3 separate regions of the Mus musculus genome follow, and all the other regions are linked to region 2. A link is a loop called in an ENCODE intact Hi-C map of the cell type or tissue named here. Cell type or tissue: left cerebral cortex. All regions are shown on one strand.

Region 1 (5,000 bases), 180 kb after region 2:
GAAAGAGCCAGGCTCTACCCCCAAAGTTTCCCAAACCTCCCAAAACAGTACCATCAGCTCAGAGCCAGGAGTCCAACAATATGAACTGTGTGGGAATTTCATATTGAAACCCAGTCCGAAAGTCAGACACATCACAGAGCCAGCACACCAGACAGAAGGCAGGTCCTGGATATGAAGTTTTAGGAGTCATTGATAGGAAGCTACTAAGCTGTCCTTCAGCAACTTCAGAAGCAAGAACTTATAGTTTCCAGGTCAGTATCAGCTCTGATACACGAAGTTCCTGGGGTGACCAGGCTTACAAAACAGTGTCTGAGTTGAGAGAGCTAGAGTCTGCTTTGAGTCATCTGGGAAGTTTCAGGGCTGTCGGACTTGATCAGAAAAAGGCCACATGTGAATAAGGGGCTCTATGTACTGAAGCCTAGAGTGACTGGCTCTGTTCACTCTTCCAGAAGCTGCCAGACCTCAGAAATGGAATCGAGAGGGTTCTTCACCCTAGTGATTTACTCTGATTTCCCTTTGTACACATATGGACTCTATTTTCTACTGTCTTTATAAATATTGTTGTGACTGCCTCTGCCAAGCTACCTTTCTCACCCCAGGGAGAAGCCAAAGAGCAGACATTCCCACACCACCTCCCACTCCCTTCCTATTAGATACAACTGCAAGGGACAGGAGCAATTTGGCTAGTCAGAGTGATGTGTGTATGTGAGTCTTTAGAGAGCCAGGCTAAGCTCAGAGTCAGGGGGCTTCAATAAATAACCTGTGTCCCTCTCTGTGTGTGGTTGGGGCTGGAATGCCTTTCTCTTTAGAGTTGTCCAAAGTATCAAAGATCAAAGAGTCAACCATGGCTGGATGTGCTGCTCACTACAAAGCCTCCATTCTCTGTGGGAGGATTCTGGCGAAAGCAGCAGTAATTCTCTCTGGTGACTACTTGCTGATGGTTGGGGTTGGAGGGCTCTCAAAGAATTTACAACTACTTTAAAGGGCTTTTTAAAAAAAAATACAGATGAGAATTCACTTTCAAAGGAACTGAAAACTGGCATCTTTTTGGGTGTGGAATGTGGTAGAAGGGCGAAAAAAGTAAAGAAATTGACCCATTACCACATGGAATGTGGTTTGGGTTGGTCTGGAGGGGGAAGAGTGGCCTGTGTAATTTATACACCGTTGGGAAAGCACTAGAGGCAGCCTTTGATAAGCAGAGCAGAACATATCCAGAGATTTTTTTTTTAATCCCCAACTAGATAATATATTTGAAAAACACACTTTGAACTTAGTTTGCTAGGGTTTGGAGGCAAAAAAGTGTGTTTTGGTTTTCAGTATTATAGATAATCACAATGCACAAAGTGAGAGCTGTTCTCTGTCCCATCCATGTGTGCCTCATGCCTAACAGTTATGTGACATCTTTAATCCTCATAGTTGTGCCAAAGGGGAACGTTTTGTTACCTACCCATTAGAGAACAGGCTCTGCATGGCTGATGTCGTGCTTGCTTCAAGGTCATGCAGTTGTTCAGTGGAAAGCTGAGCATTTGAACAGAGCTCTGGAACAGAGAATATCTGACTACCATTTAGCCTGTGGTTAGTGCTTCTGGCTTCTGTTGCAGTGTCTGGCATTATGGAAGCTGATGGAACTCTTGCTTTCTGAACTTGAGAGTGTCACAGAAATATAACGATGGTTCAGGCTCAACTAGATGATCCCAAGTCCAATATGCCTTGCTCCTCATTGCACTGTATCACGTAAGCATGATGTGGCTTATAGACCTGCTTCATATCACAGGCACATTTTCCATTGGAAAGTGTCCTAAATTGTATGATAAAGAAACCATGTTAAGTGGGCTAGAGAGATACCTCAGTGGTTAAAAGCACTGGCTACTAATCCACAGGACCCAAGTTTGATTTCCAGAACCCATTTGGCAGCTCGTAACCATCTATAACTCCAATTCTAAGAAACCTGATGCCTTCTTCTGGCTTCTGTGGACACTGGCATATATGCAGGCAAAACATCCATGCAAATAAAATTAAAGAAAGCCTGTTTAGGTAAACACTTGATAATCCCATTACCTCTGAAAGGGCCTCTTGTTGGACAGTGTTGAAATTGCATGCAACATATAAAATTCTTTCACTGAAAGAAGCATCCAAACAGTGAACCCGGATGTCTGTGTGAGTGGCCTGTTCCTGTGGCCATTTTGGGTGGTGAGAGATAATCAGTCATTTCCTCTACAACACAGAACATAAGTAGGTCCTCCCTCTGGTATTCTCTGCACGGTGTTAGAAACCAATGTCTATGAGTGACGCTCGGCAGTGGTAGCCAAAAAAAAAAACAAAAAAACCAAAAAAACAAAAAACTTGAAATGCATTATTTTAATGACAATCATGTCATGTTTTAGCTCTCCAATCCTTGCAATATCTTCATTTTAATAAAAATGTGAAGAGTATGAGCCATTGTCCTGAGAGCCAAAGCTTAAGAAGATGATCTGAAAACCATAGGTACCTAAAAATAAAATGGTACCTTCTTTTGGCACTTAACATCTTTCAGGTTGCTTTTTTTTTTTTGTAAAGATCAGAAATAGAAGCAGTAGATTCTTTTATTCTTTTTTTAAAAATACTGATTTAATAGCAATGAAGAGCATCATCAAAATCCTTTGGCTTTTCTGCCTCCAAATTTTCTTGAAAGGTTTCACACATTCAGTGGAAGAAAGCGTGAGTCAGCCTTCCCTTCTCCAGACATGAAGCTTTGCAGAAATCGGCTGCCAGGTGTCACATGGTGCCGCATATGTTCTCAGCTCCGCGACAGGAAGGAAACGCGTGGTTGCTGAAAAGCAAGGGAAGCTGTAAAGAGCCAGGTGCCCTTCTTTCCTTCTCTGGGGCCTGGAGGGTTTTCCTGACTCTCTGATCTCCCCACTCTCACACCCTGTGGGATGGCAACCCCAGGTAGTGTTGGAGAGGAAGCGTGGGAAGTGGCGACTGACCAACAGGTAGGATTCAGAAGCAGAATGATGAAGCATTAAACAACCAGTTCTTAAAGGTGAAGCCCAGAGGCAATGGGTCTGTTCACCCTATGAGGGCCTATAATTTCCAGTGCAATTAGAAACTGGTCTGCAGCTGTGAAAACATGACCTCTAGTAGGCTAAGCTCTTTGGCAAAGGTATGGAATTAGGTAGAGAAGAATAACAAAGCCAGAAATTATAAGGATGCCCTTATATGCATAACTTCATACAATATATGAGACCTGTGGAATGTTACAAGGGTATTTTCATCTGGAATTTGTCTTCAACAAAGCATAAGAAAGAATCAGCTGGTTTTCCTAAAGGGACAGATTGCTGGGAAGTACTGTTGTCTCCGTGTTATCGTTGCGGAAATGAGATTCAAATAAGATGTGGGTCTCTCTTGAAGCAAAAGAAATCAGTAACACTGTGGTAAAAATGCAAGTCACCTGGGTGTTGTGCAAAAAGTGTACAGCTCGATCCATGATGCTTTGGGCTTCTTGAAGATACAGTTCTGCTCTTCAGTGCTTGCTATTTGCTTGTTGCATTGGATTGTCAGTCTGGATGTTTTTGTTGATCTTATGTTGTAAGTAAAACCAATGTGATGGACTAGCTGTGGCAGACGCAGCTACAAAACAAAAGCTTTTCTAACCCACTCTTCCCTACCCACCCACCCAGTAACATGTTTCCTGCAGTATCATTCCACCCTCAGGAGGACTTGATGATGGCATTTAATTTGTGCACAGAGTTAAAAAAGAAAGGACAGAAGATTTACCATACATAGAGAGTTCCAGGACATCCGTGGTCTCAAAAAATAAACAAAACAAACAAATAAAAAGAGTCACTATATACAGCCTGAAGAAAAAAAGCAAGCCCAATAATCCTCTTGGGTTTTGGCTTCATGTGAAACCTTACAAGTTGAAACCATCCAGAAGGGTCCTACATCTACAGCTCCAATCCTGCTTCAGGAGCAGCCCAGACGCAACCTTGAAACAAGTGTCTTTTTGCATAGAACTCTGGGACAGAATAAAAGGAAGACAGCAGGGGTCGGATTTCTCAGTCTCAGAAAGCCACACTGTTTGATGATAAGATAATGATCTCTTCCTCTTGCTTTACTAGGTAAAATTCTCCCTCGTGCTTTTGAATGAGGGATTTCCCCTAAACAATACCTGAGACCCGAGTTTAGTTCAAGCCCTGGAGATGATTAAAGCAAAGTCAGGACTTCCAGAGGGAAGCTGGGCTATAACACCTTTTATGATAAACTGTAATTTAGAAGCATCCTGTAAAGACAAGAAAAGTCCAGGTTTTAAATACAGCTTTAACAAAAGTTCAGCTTCATCTGGATTAAGCTGGAACATACTTTAAAAAAAAAAAAAGAACTTTTTTGATCATCAATCACATCCTACCCCATAATAAATAGTATTGATGTTTATTACCCTTGGATTCTCCATTTGCAAATTCACTTTCTCAACTAACTATATTTTCAGTCTCAGAGTTCATAATAATGGTGCTTTTGCAGACATTCAAAAGCAAGTACAGGGCAGAAATAAATTTGAGTTGCACAAAGCACACCATAAACATGTGTTCCTTTCACGGTCAGGGTAGTCCCATGCTTTTTTCTCCCCTTTTCCCCCCTGTACTCTCTATATCTTTGATGTCTTCATAGTGTAAAAAAAAAAAATGGAGCCCAGATTCAATGTTACAGTACTGGTCCATGGACCTAACTATACCTGTGTAAAAGGGAACATTCCATGTCCTGTGGAGAAAGCGGGTGGATTGGTTGAGCTTTCTTGAGGAGTAAATTACAATGCTTTTAGCTATCAGGTCAAAGTTAATGAATCAATTATACATCATAAATAAGAGATCTTTCAAGAGAATCAGACACAAAGTTATGTATTGAGTAATAGTCCAAAATATCATCCAACGCTAAGGAGCTATACTTCTTCTGAGGACACCCATTCAAGAGTCACCTATTCAATCTCCCTATTCCCAATACAAAACATAACAGTGACTAATGAA
Region 2 (5,000 bases):
TGCTGCAAATAGATTTTCTAGTTAAGGGTTGAGAGCTCTACTATCTCCACAGGCATATGTATAAGAATAAGTGTTTAAAGCACAGTTATAACTTAAACTGGATTTTAGCTATTGGGGATTATCTTCTAGGTTCTTTTGCTTCCTAAATGTGGGTACTTTGCTAGATTTATAGTACCATGCTGAGGTTTGCTTTTTTGCTGTGTATTGTAATGCTAAATACTAAATAATCTCAAGGTCTGGCTGCCCCAAGATGAGAGAATCCTCAAGTTTAGGGCCCCCAATGGAGGAGCTAGAGAAAGTACCCAAGGAGCTAAAGGGGTCTGCAACCCTATAGGTGGAACAACAATATGAAATAATCAGTACCCCCAGAGCTCGTGTCTCTAGCTGCATATGTATCGGAAGATGGCCTAGTGGGCCATCAGTGGGAAGAGAGGCCCCTTGGTCTTGCAAACTTTATATGCCCCAGTACAGGGGAACACCAGGGCCAAGAAGTGGGAGTGGTTGGGTAGGGGAGGGGGAGAGGGTATGGGGGGACTTTTGGGATAGCATTTGAAATGTAAATGAAAAAATATCTAATTTAAAAATATTAAAATAAAACCTACTGGTTGAATAAAGATGCTAACAGCCTATAGCTGGGCAGAAGAGAGATAGACAGAGTTGGGGTCTGAGGAGAGACCATGAAGGGAGATGAAGAGAATGTGGAGGAAAGAGATACTATGGGGTAGGTGAGTCATGAAAACACGGCCATAGGGCCTGACCAGTAGAAGGTAGGCCCAGATGGAATATAACAAGTCATATCTTAGAGTTGTTGACAAGGAAATAGATATAATAGCACAGAGAGTAGATATTTGCTTTGCTCTACTTTTTAAAAAAGGCTTATCATAAATATAAAAGGTTTTATGTCTTTTATCTGGGAACTGAATGATAAAAGGTGGGGTCAAAAATCCCCTCAATTTAGAGTAAATATTTACTACAACAGCACCAGGTATAAGTTCTGTCTTACTAAGTGAGCTTTAAGTTTAATTAGGCAGCTGTTGGTTATACCCAATATAGGAATGCCACAACTATACCTTTGGAAATGACTATGTCCTGCAAGAGATGAATGGAAACAGGACTCAGAAGAATCTAGCTTGAACTGACCTGAAATCCTCTCCCTTGGGAATTTGTTCTCATGGTACCAGAAATGGTGTAAATGGGGGGGGAAAGGTTCTATTCCGCTGTGATACCTGTGAAACAGCAGTGACCAACATAGGAAGATAGGCCCAGAGATTCAGTAGTGCCACTTATATCTTAAGTGGTGATCGACAGCTACCTAATTGGACTAACGCCTGCTCTCTGAATCTTGTTATTTGAGAGAATGAGAAATCTCTGTCCTCATGCAAGCCCAGAAGGTCAAAAATACCTCTTAACCTTGAGGGTATCTTGTCTTCTCTGGACCTTTGGCTCTGGCTTTGCACTTCGCACTCTCTCTGGATTTGCAATGGAGATGACTTGGAGTTTGCTGGTGCCTCTCTCTCTTTTCTGCCTACTCATCTGCTATTCCTGGCCCAGGTACACCCAGGCCCTTGATTCCACATATCCAGAAGCTTCATGCCACTAAAGCACTACAGAATTCTTGTCCTTAGTATAATCCCAGGATGCATTCTTCACATCGGTTCTTCTGGCTCCTGTGCTACTGTTATTCTTTCTCTACTTGTTGATGAAGCCAGCTTTGGCATGAAGGATTGGAAGATCAGCTGACAAACGGGCTGAAGAGAACTTTGGCAAAGCTTGCCCTGCCCCAAGAGCATGGTGCCTCTCCATTTGTGTTGGCACTGGGATTGGGGCTGTACCAAGAATGAGAAAAAAATGGATTTGCCTAAATCTCTGGCTTATCTATATAGTTCTTCATACAGAGATTTGTTTTTCTCCATCTGTTACCAAACCAGGGCTTTCCTGGCAATCAGCCTGGCTCAAGATACAGTGGCTAGATCATTGTTTCACATAAAGGTTGGTATTTTCTAACATCTGCAGCCTAACTATTGAGAAAATGAATAGCTGTCAATCCATTCAGGAAGAATATTTTTCATTTCTTTTTATGAGATATCTGTTCTTCCTGAGCGTCTCCAGGCTCCCATGCCTCCTGTACTGCCAGGATGCTAGCAAAAGCTCTCTTGGATATAATTGTTAACCAAAAAATAAAAGAAAAAACCTATCATTTAATAACTAAGGTTGAGGCCATACTTTCTACGTGTATTTTTAAATAATATTTGAAAAAGTATATTTCCCATGAAAAAACTATAATGTTTTTTTCATCAAAATAGGCTTGTTCTAATGTCAATTTTCTGCCTGGATAAAAGTAAATGGCTATTAAACACTGCTGCAGGCACTGTTGTCATTGGAATTAAACATTCTCTGCTCTAATAAATAATTTCATAAAAACACAAAATCATCTAAGCAATGGTAGTCCAGGTTTTTTCTTTTTTTAAAAAAAAAACAACTTTATTTTTATAGACATATTTTCAGTCCTGGGTACATACATTTGCATTATAATGTGTGAGCATGAAATGTTGATTTTAGAATGAGTCTTAGATATTTTGAAAATGCAGTATAGCCACCTACCTGTTAAAAGTGGTCCAGTGTCTAAGTAAGGAGTAGATGACTCTTCTGTGTGGGAAGATGGCATATGTCTGAATTGAAAATTAAATCACATTCAGCACTACTGAATTGCTATTCACTTGAATAACATCAGGCCCTCATGGAGGGAAGTATGGTGTCCTGTATAATGGGTTCTAGTCAGCTGATATGGTTTCAAGTGGGTGGCCTGATGGCACTTGCTCCTCCAATAGTTTATTTATACTCTCTGAGCTTCACATTGGTTGGACAGAGAAATGGAAGGATCATACTAGATTGAAGTTCCAAACTGCAACATTGCACATGCTGGCATGTTTCACTCTGCTGAAAGGTAAATCACTTATTGCTACTAGAAATAAACTCTGCTGCTTGCAAATGAGCCATGGCTGCAGTACAGGGAAGCTTCATTCGGAGAGGCTGTTTACATCAGTTCACCTTCTGATGCTGACTTTTGCAGAGGAAGGAAGAGAGAATGAGAATTATGGTTGCAAAATCCAATTATAATTAGCATATAGAAAAAAGATAAACATGAGGGTCACTGTTAACACTCTGTAAACAAGATGTGCAGCTAACACCAAGAATTTCAAATGACAGATTTCATTATTCAAATACCTATGGAATATTTTCAGGGGTGCTGTTACCAGTAAATTCCTGACTCTTTGATTTACTGGCCAGCACATTTTTGCTGATGTTTTGTTGATATTTGGTCTCAAGTTTAAGTAATTATTCCTGGGATGATTTTTCCCTTCTACTCCCTGTGGCCCAATACCTTCTCTGATCCTTCTCACATGCAGAGGAAAGGTGACCAAGGAGACAGTTAATGACTACATCTAAGTGTGAAAAATGTGCCAGAGGCACAGTTTGCGGCTGCTCACTGGTTTACCATGGAGACTGGGATTTCCTGACACTTGGGAAGTGAGTTGCAAATTCCATGTTTTCATACTCTAAATTGTCTTAGCCTTAAAATATGATCGACAATGGTACAAAATATTGAATTATACCTTAAGGGATGGCCTCCTAGTGATACCATGAAACACTAAACACACTGCAAGAAACACTATGTTGGAAAACAACAAGCAGAGACAGGAGACAGCAGCAAGTCTTGTTTACTGATTCCTGTGTACCACCCAAGGGCTACATTTCATATACATCAATTCATGAAGTTCTTATGATACTCTAAGGTAAGATTAGCATCTGTGCTTTATAAATGTGCATGCCTGAACTCAGAGAAATAACCCAGTACCTAGGGACTAGATCACACACACACACACAGAGGAAAAGCTTTGGCTCCACATCAAGGCTTTTGGCCACTCTCCTGTGCTGTGTTATCATGCCTTTGGATAACTGGGATTGTGACAGTTTTCACAAAACTGACCTTAGAAGTCACTCTCTTTATCCCAAGAATAGATTGGAGAAAGCCAATAAAATGGAGTATGTGACTAACAAAGGCAGTGAAGGTCCTGGAATTTGAACCTTGGTCTTTTAGACCATCAAAGCACATACTTAACTCTGTCACATAATATGTTCTGTAGAGTTGGAGGACTTGAATGGAAATGACCATGGAGTTTTCATCTTTCCACTTACTGTCTTTATCATGTCATCAAGTGCCAGAATTTGAACATCTACAGTGCACTTGCTTGCACTATGTTTTGAAACATACATCCCAAATAAGAGACTATCCATGTCTAGCTTCCTCGGCCCTCAGCTGAGGGCCAATAGTCTGCAGGCTCTCATCCTACCCCTTCAGTCTTCAGTCAATCAGAGCCAAGCTTTACAGGAGAGCCTGTCTTTTTGCCCACCTTCCAGGTAGGCCTCGCAATAGCAAAATTGCTAACCTAAGGTAGCTTTGTGAAGCTACAGGTCCCCTCCAGCCCCACTGCATAAGGTGGCAGCCCTGTCTTAGTGCTTACTTCTTACTCAAGCCTGTGACAGAATGGCCACTTTGATCTTGGGTACTCATCCTCCAGCAACACAGGCAGTTTCCCTCCTTTCAACACGATTATCCATTATCCTCAGTCTTTGGCTAGGAGACCCAAACATCTCACCACCACCCTCTAGAGTTGATGTATTGATGACTCTCTGAGTGTGGGGATTGGCCTGTCAATCACTATACCCTCAACAGGACTGTTTTTCAAGGCTGTAGCCATAACCTCAGGCTATTTCAGGGTTCAGGGTCTCTTATGAACCCTCAGGATTTGGTAACCTTTGTGAGGAGCACCAAGAACTAAGTATAAGTGCATAGCCACCATGTTGTTTACATTTTCTGTAGAAAATAGCAAGTGCTACACATGCCCAGTGTGCCAGACTCTGTGCTAAGTACAAGGCATACAAAACAGTGCAAGTTATGGACACAAATTCCAGTAGCTCTGCTCTTACTCATCCAGACA
Region 3 (5,000 bases), 170 kb after region 2:
CAGAGAACAGATTGACGGCTGTGTGTTTGCCCCAGGTAGTGTTCCTAATTTCGAGTAACATACTGTGGTTTGGCCTAGGAGACTGTGGGCTCACAGACTGCCTGTACCTGAGGGTAGCAACAGAACTAGATTGGCTGTGGAAATGAAGAAACGGGTAGAGTATGGGCAGAGCATGTTTCTCTGCTGCCCATCACTACAAGATACTCTCAACTATAGCCACCACTCAGCCCCACTGTCTTTGCACCATTCCCTCAGTACTTGGAGTAGAGCCAAGTTAGGCACCTGGACATTGCCCACCAAAGAGGCAGCCATGTAGGGTTCGGGGGGCACAGAGTTGACCCCCATTTAGCTTCCTTCAATTGTGAGATGCTGGAGCAGGTCTCTACAATGAAGAGAATTCTCCACTAATGGAAAGTAATTTTGAATGGTGGATCAACCCCCATATTCATTATAGAGGGGAAAATATTAAAATATTACAGTAATGAAAATTCATATGCTCTTTGTTAACTTATTAAGATTACTACAGAGCTCACAGCATTGCTGTAAGGATGCTTAATATCTTCTAATACTCTCTAGTGTTTTGCAGTTTTAAAACTCAGTTCAGGGAAAGTACGTGTCGTAGTCATTTTTCCTGTTGCTATGATTAAATTATCTGACAAAAGCAACTTAAGGGAGAAGGGGTTGATTTATTTCGCTCACAATTCAGATTATACTGCATTGCACTGGGCAAGTTGAAGTAGATGAAAGCAGCTGTTCCCATTCTGTCTAGGGCCAGAAGGAAAGAGCAGGAAAAGCATCTTGTTGCTCAGTTTTCTTTCTCTATTTCTACAATTAAAAATCCTAGTCAAGGAAAAGTGCTGTCCACCATGGGTGGGTCTCCCCCAACCTTAATTAACATAATCAACATAATCCCCTACAGGAGTAATCCAAGGCCTGTTTCCTGCCTCTGGATTCTGTCAGGCTGACAATTAGCACTCACCATCACAGTGTACTGTTTAACATGTAATGTCAAGTGTCGAGGAATGCAACATGCAGGTTGGTGACTGTTCTAGTTTGCTTTCTATTGCTGTGATGAGATATTCTGACCAAAAGCAACTTGAAGAGAAAGGGATTTATTTGACTTATACTTCCTGGTCACAACCAATCTTTGAAGGATGGCAAAAGCAGAACCCAGAGAGGAATGCTGGCAGAACCCAGAGAGGATGCTGGCTTGCTCGCTCTGCTCACAGAGGTGGTCACAGACCAGTCTCATCTGGACAATTCTTCAAGTGAGATTCCTTCTTCCCAGGTGACTCTAGGTTGTATCAAGTTGCCAACAATAACTAATCAATATGGAACCAGCTCTATGCTATGTAGTATATTGGGAGCTCAGTTAACTCTCAAACACCAGAAGACTATAATATGTTAGTGATTTTGCTGTCAAGGTCAAAATATTTGAATTAAAATTTTACCTTATTTATAATTTAAATAATATAGGTCAGTTGAGAGAATGGAATCATTATCAGTCATCTTTACTTAACAAATGGCATTACTTAAAATACTTAAAATTTCTTCTCCAACCCCTTCCTTTGTTTGTTTAGCATGCTTAGCATAATAATGTTGGTGAGAGAAAAGTAATTCAATGGATTTTTGTTGAATGGATGATTTAACTATATAATAAGTTTTACTTTTTGTATTAAAAAAAATAACTACAACATATTTTCTCACCAGAAGAGCTCATATTCTAGTGGAGACTATAAGTGGAAAGCACGTGCTTTCATAGGCATATGCTATAAGTGATGTGAACTGGACATTTAGACTTATTACCGTATGATAAGTCATTTACCGCATGGGTCACAAATACGTCTTCAGTGAGCAAGACAACTAAATGGCAAAGGAATGTTGTTATGGCCATCATTATCAGCTCCACTTTGTAGATGAGAGAACTGAATCTGTGAGTGGTCATCTGGCTTGCTCAGACCTGCCATGGATAAAGTGGTAACCTAAATACCAGGATCCTGAAGAACAGAGTGATTGCTGGGTGTGTGGTGGAGAAACGCTCCAGGATGTAAGAAACACGAGTGGACCCATGATGGGATGATGCTCTAAGTTCATCCTGTTGCTATGATAAAACACTTTGACCCACAGCCATTTAAAGGAGGAAAGGACTTGGTTCAGACTACACTTCCAGGTAGGAGTCCATCACTGAGGGATGGCAGAGCAAGAGCCATGAAGGATAACTGCTTCCCTGCCTGCTTTCTGGCTTTCTCACAGGCTAGCCTATAGCCCTCTATCTAGGGATGTTGCTGCCTACAGTGGGCTGGGATCTCCCACACCAATCATCATTCAAAGCAATCTATTACAGGCGTGGCCATAGGCCAATCTGATCTGGGAAATCTCCTGAGACTCCCTTTGATGACTCTGTGCTGTGCTGTGTCAAGTTGACAGCCAAAGTTAGTTGAGACAGATGATGTCTAAATTCAGGCCTGGTTGTCTCAGAAAGACATTCTTAGTCACTACATTCCATTGCTCTTTAGCAAGGATGAATTGGCTGTGGTCTAGCAGGAGAAAACCTGCTGCTCTGAGTCGCTCAAAGCTGTGTAGAGATATTTTTTTTTTAAGACACTGACATTTAAGATGAAGAGTCTGCTAAGCAAGCCAAAAAATATAAATGAAGGGGGCTTTTAACTCTATGGTTCTCCTTGATGCTCCTCCCTATAGCTTTCAGTCAATCTCATATTCACTCAAAGTTACACACACACAAACACACACACACACACACACACACACACACACACACACACACACACACACACACACATTCTTAATCTCTTCTGTCCCTGGAGCTCAGCTCAGACCAGCTCTAGGTCACATGCCTTTCTAGATTGCACCACCTCTGGCCAGCCACTGGGGCACATTGCTGAACCAACAAAGACAGCTTGCCCCTCTCCTAGGCTGGAGTATTCTTGTTGTGCCAGCCCTCCCTCGTGGACCACCCTGATGCTCTAGAGATGGGGAACTGTCTGCTAGCTCTGACCACCATCTTTGCCTTCATCAAACCAGTAATGACTAGCAAAAGTCTAAAGTGATGTATTTAGGAGGAACTATGTTTTTAAATTCTCTCCTTTTTATGTTCTTTCAATAACTTGGATGGGTGGTGGTGTTTGGTTGGTTGGTTTGCTTTTCTCAAGTAGTGTCTCATGAGCAAAAGGCTGGCCTCAAATTTTTTATATAGCTGGGGATGCTCTTAAACTCCTGATCCTCCAAACTGGAATGAGAGCCATACTTAAACCTTAAGTAGTATTTCTTTTACTCTAAACATTATTCACTACTTCGTATTTGGGAAAACTTGCGTGTTTTGTTCTTTTATTTCTATCTAATTTGAGGAACAAGGTTACATAACTTGGGAAAGATTGTTATAAAAATAGATTAGCTTAGATGTCCATCAATGGGCCCATGCATAGGATATAGAGAATGTTGCCTATATTCATTATAGTTTTATTCAACCATATACATGAATGAATTATGTCATTTTCAAGACAGTGGATAAAACTGGAGACCACTGGATAAGTGTATAACAAGAAAACAAAAATGAGAGTATTTTAGAAGAGGGGGAACAGTGGAAGGAAAGGGGGAAAGATGGCAATGGAGAGCCAAAGGATGTGATATGCTTGAATGAATATATTATGAAACCCATTAAACATATAACTAATACACAATTTTTTTTTTTTTGGTTTTTCGAGACAGGGTTTCTCTGTGTAGCCTTGGCTGTCCTGTAACTCACTCTGTAGACCAGGCTGGCCTCAAACTGAGAAATCTGCCTGTATATGCCTCCAAAGTGCTGGGATTAAAGGTGTGTGCCACCACTGCCCGGCCAATGGTATCATTTTTAAAGGTGAATTTTACAACTGCTTTTCCCATAAAGATTATGTTGTCATGGGATAACATTCTAATGGCTGGCTTGTTGTTTTGAATCACAGGCTATTTCAGTAATTTGGCTAATACAGTAATTTGCAATTTAAAAATTCATTAATTTATACTCGGTAGTTGCATAGTTCTTTTATTTCGAGATTGTCTGGTTTGTTAACAATAATTTAGAGTTCTGTTGACTTGTTAATATGTATCAACTTTCTCTCTCAATCCCATAAACTGGGTGACAATATTCAAACCATTTCAGGCTCTTTAGTTTTATTTAAAGAAAAGGGGGGGGGTTGTTGTCGCTTTGGGGGTTTTGTTGTTGTTATTGGTTGGTTGATTTGGTTTTGTTTTTTGTTTGTTTAAACCAAGTGCTTTACCTAAGTTCTTTAAACAACTGAATATGCATGGCACATGTTCTTAGTCACACATTCAAACACAACCTTTTGTGGGCTTCTACTTGACCATATTTAGTAACATAACCAAAGTTACCCCTGTTTAGATAAAATTTAATAAAACTGTATTGGGAAATTATTGTGCTTCTCAATTCTGTGCCCCAGTGAGTCTGAATTCTCCAGAATTGATTTACAGAATTATATCATAAAGGTAATTAAACAATGGGTTATAATTATTAATTACTTCATAATAAATCCCAGTAACAAGCAAATAATTAAGGCATGCATTTCCCTGTGCTTTTTCACAGTGCCTGTTTTGTACACACAATGTGGCTGCTGTATATACACAGAGTACCTGCTGTATACACACAGAGTGCCTGCTGGGGACACACAGCTTATCTGCTGTCTCCCATCTTACATTTCATGTTGTTCTTCTTCCTCTCATGCAGTGGCTTATGCAAGTGGGGTGAAGAAGAACATAACATTGAGGGTAAAAGACACTTATACCAATCTTTGGAACAGAAGGGAAGTGGACAGATCCTGTGGGGAAGCAGGTGGAGTTGTGACCTGTGGAATCAATGCAGGCTAGGGCCTTGTGTGGAGTCATGGGAGTTTAGGGTAGTCACAGCCAATGACAAAACTTAAGGAAAAAGAAAGGTAGGAATAGCTCAGGATTATTTGTGTCATGCACACAACATCTAACTCTTACCA

The links. Hi-C counts contacts between places; a loop is a spot of excess contacts. Peaks named below come from ENCODE experiments on the same cell type or tissue, not always from the same donor. Only the 100,000 strongest peaks of a DNase experiment are listed, where the experiment ranks them.
Region 1: it touches region 2 in a loop (3-fold over the local background); 2 of 42 quality-filtered maps call a loop at or near these places.
Region 3: a loop joins it to region 2, with 3 times the contacts of the local background. A loop is called at or near these places in 2 of 42 quality-filtered maps.

What each region holds. Positions count from the first base shown.
Region 1 is chr2:20,290,778-20,295,777 of GRCm38, forward strand. The region is part of intron 1 of Etl4 (enhancer trap locus 4); the gene reads left to right. Among named protein-coding and RNA genes, the nearest start is that of Etl4, 3.4 kb to the left of the region's middle. In left cerebral cortex, no CTCF peak of the experiment used is centred here; DNase peaks (open chromatin) are centred at 2,179 and 2,752; H3K27ac peaks cover 1,438 bases.
Region 2 is chr2:20,109,140-20,114,139 of GRCm38, forward strand. It overlaps a transcript of Etl4 not described here. Among named protein-coding and RNA genes, the nearest start is that of Gm23970, 170 kb to the right of the region's middle. In left cerebral cortex, a CTCF peak has its summit at 2,577; DNase peaks (open chromatin) are centred at 1,602, 1,776 and 2,756; H3K27ac peaks cover 1,831 bases.
Region 3 is chr2:20,282,183-20,287,182 of GRCm38, forward strand. It overlaps a transcript of Etl4 not described here. Among named protein-coding and RNA genes, the nearest start is that of Gm23970, 4.2 kb to the left of the region's middle. In left cerebral cortex, a CTCF peak has its summit at 2,881; a DNase peak (open chromatin) is centred at 2,423.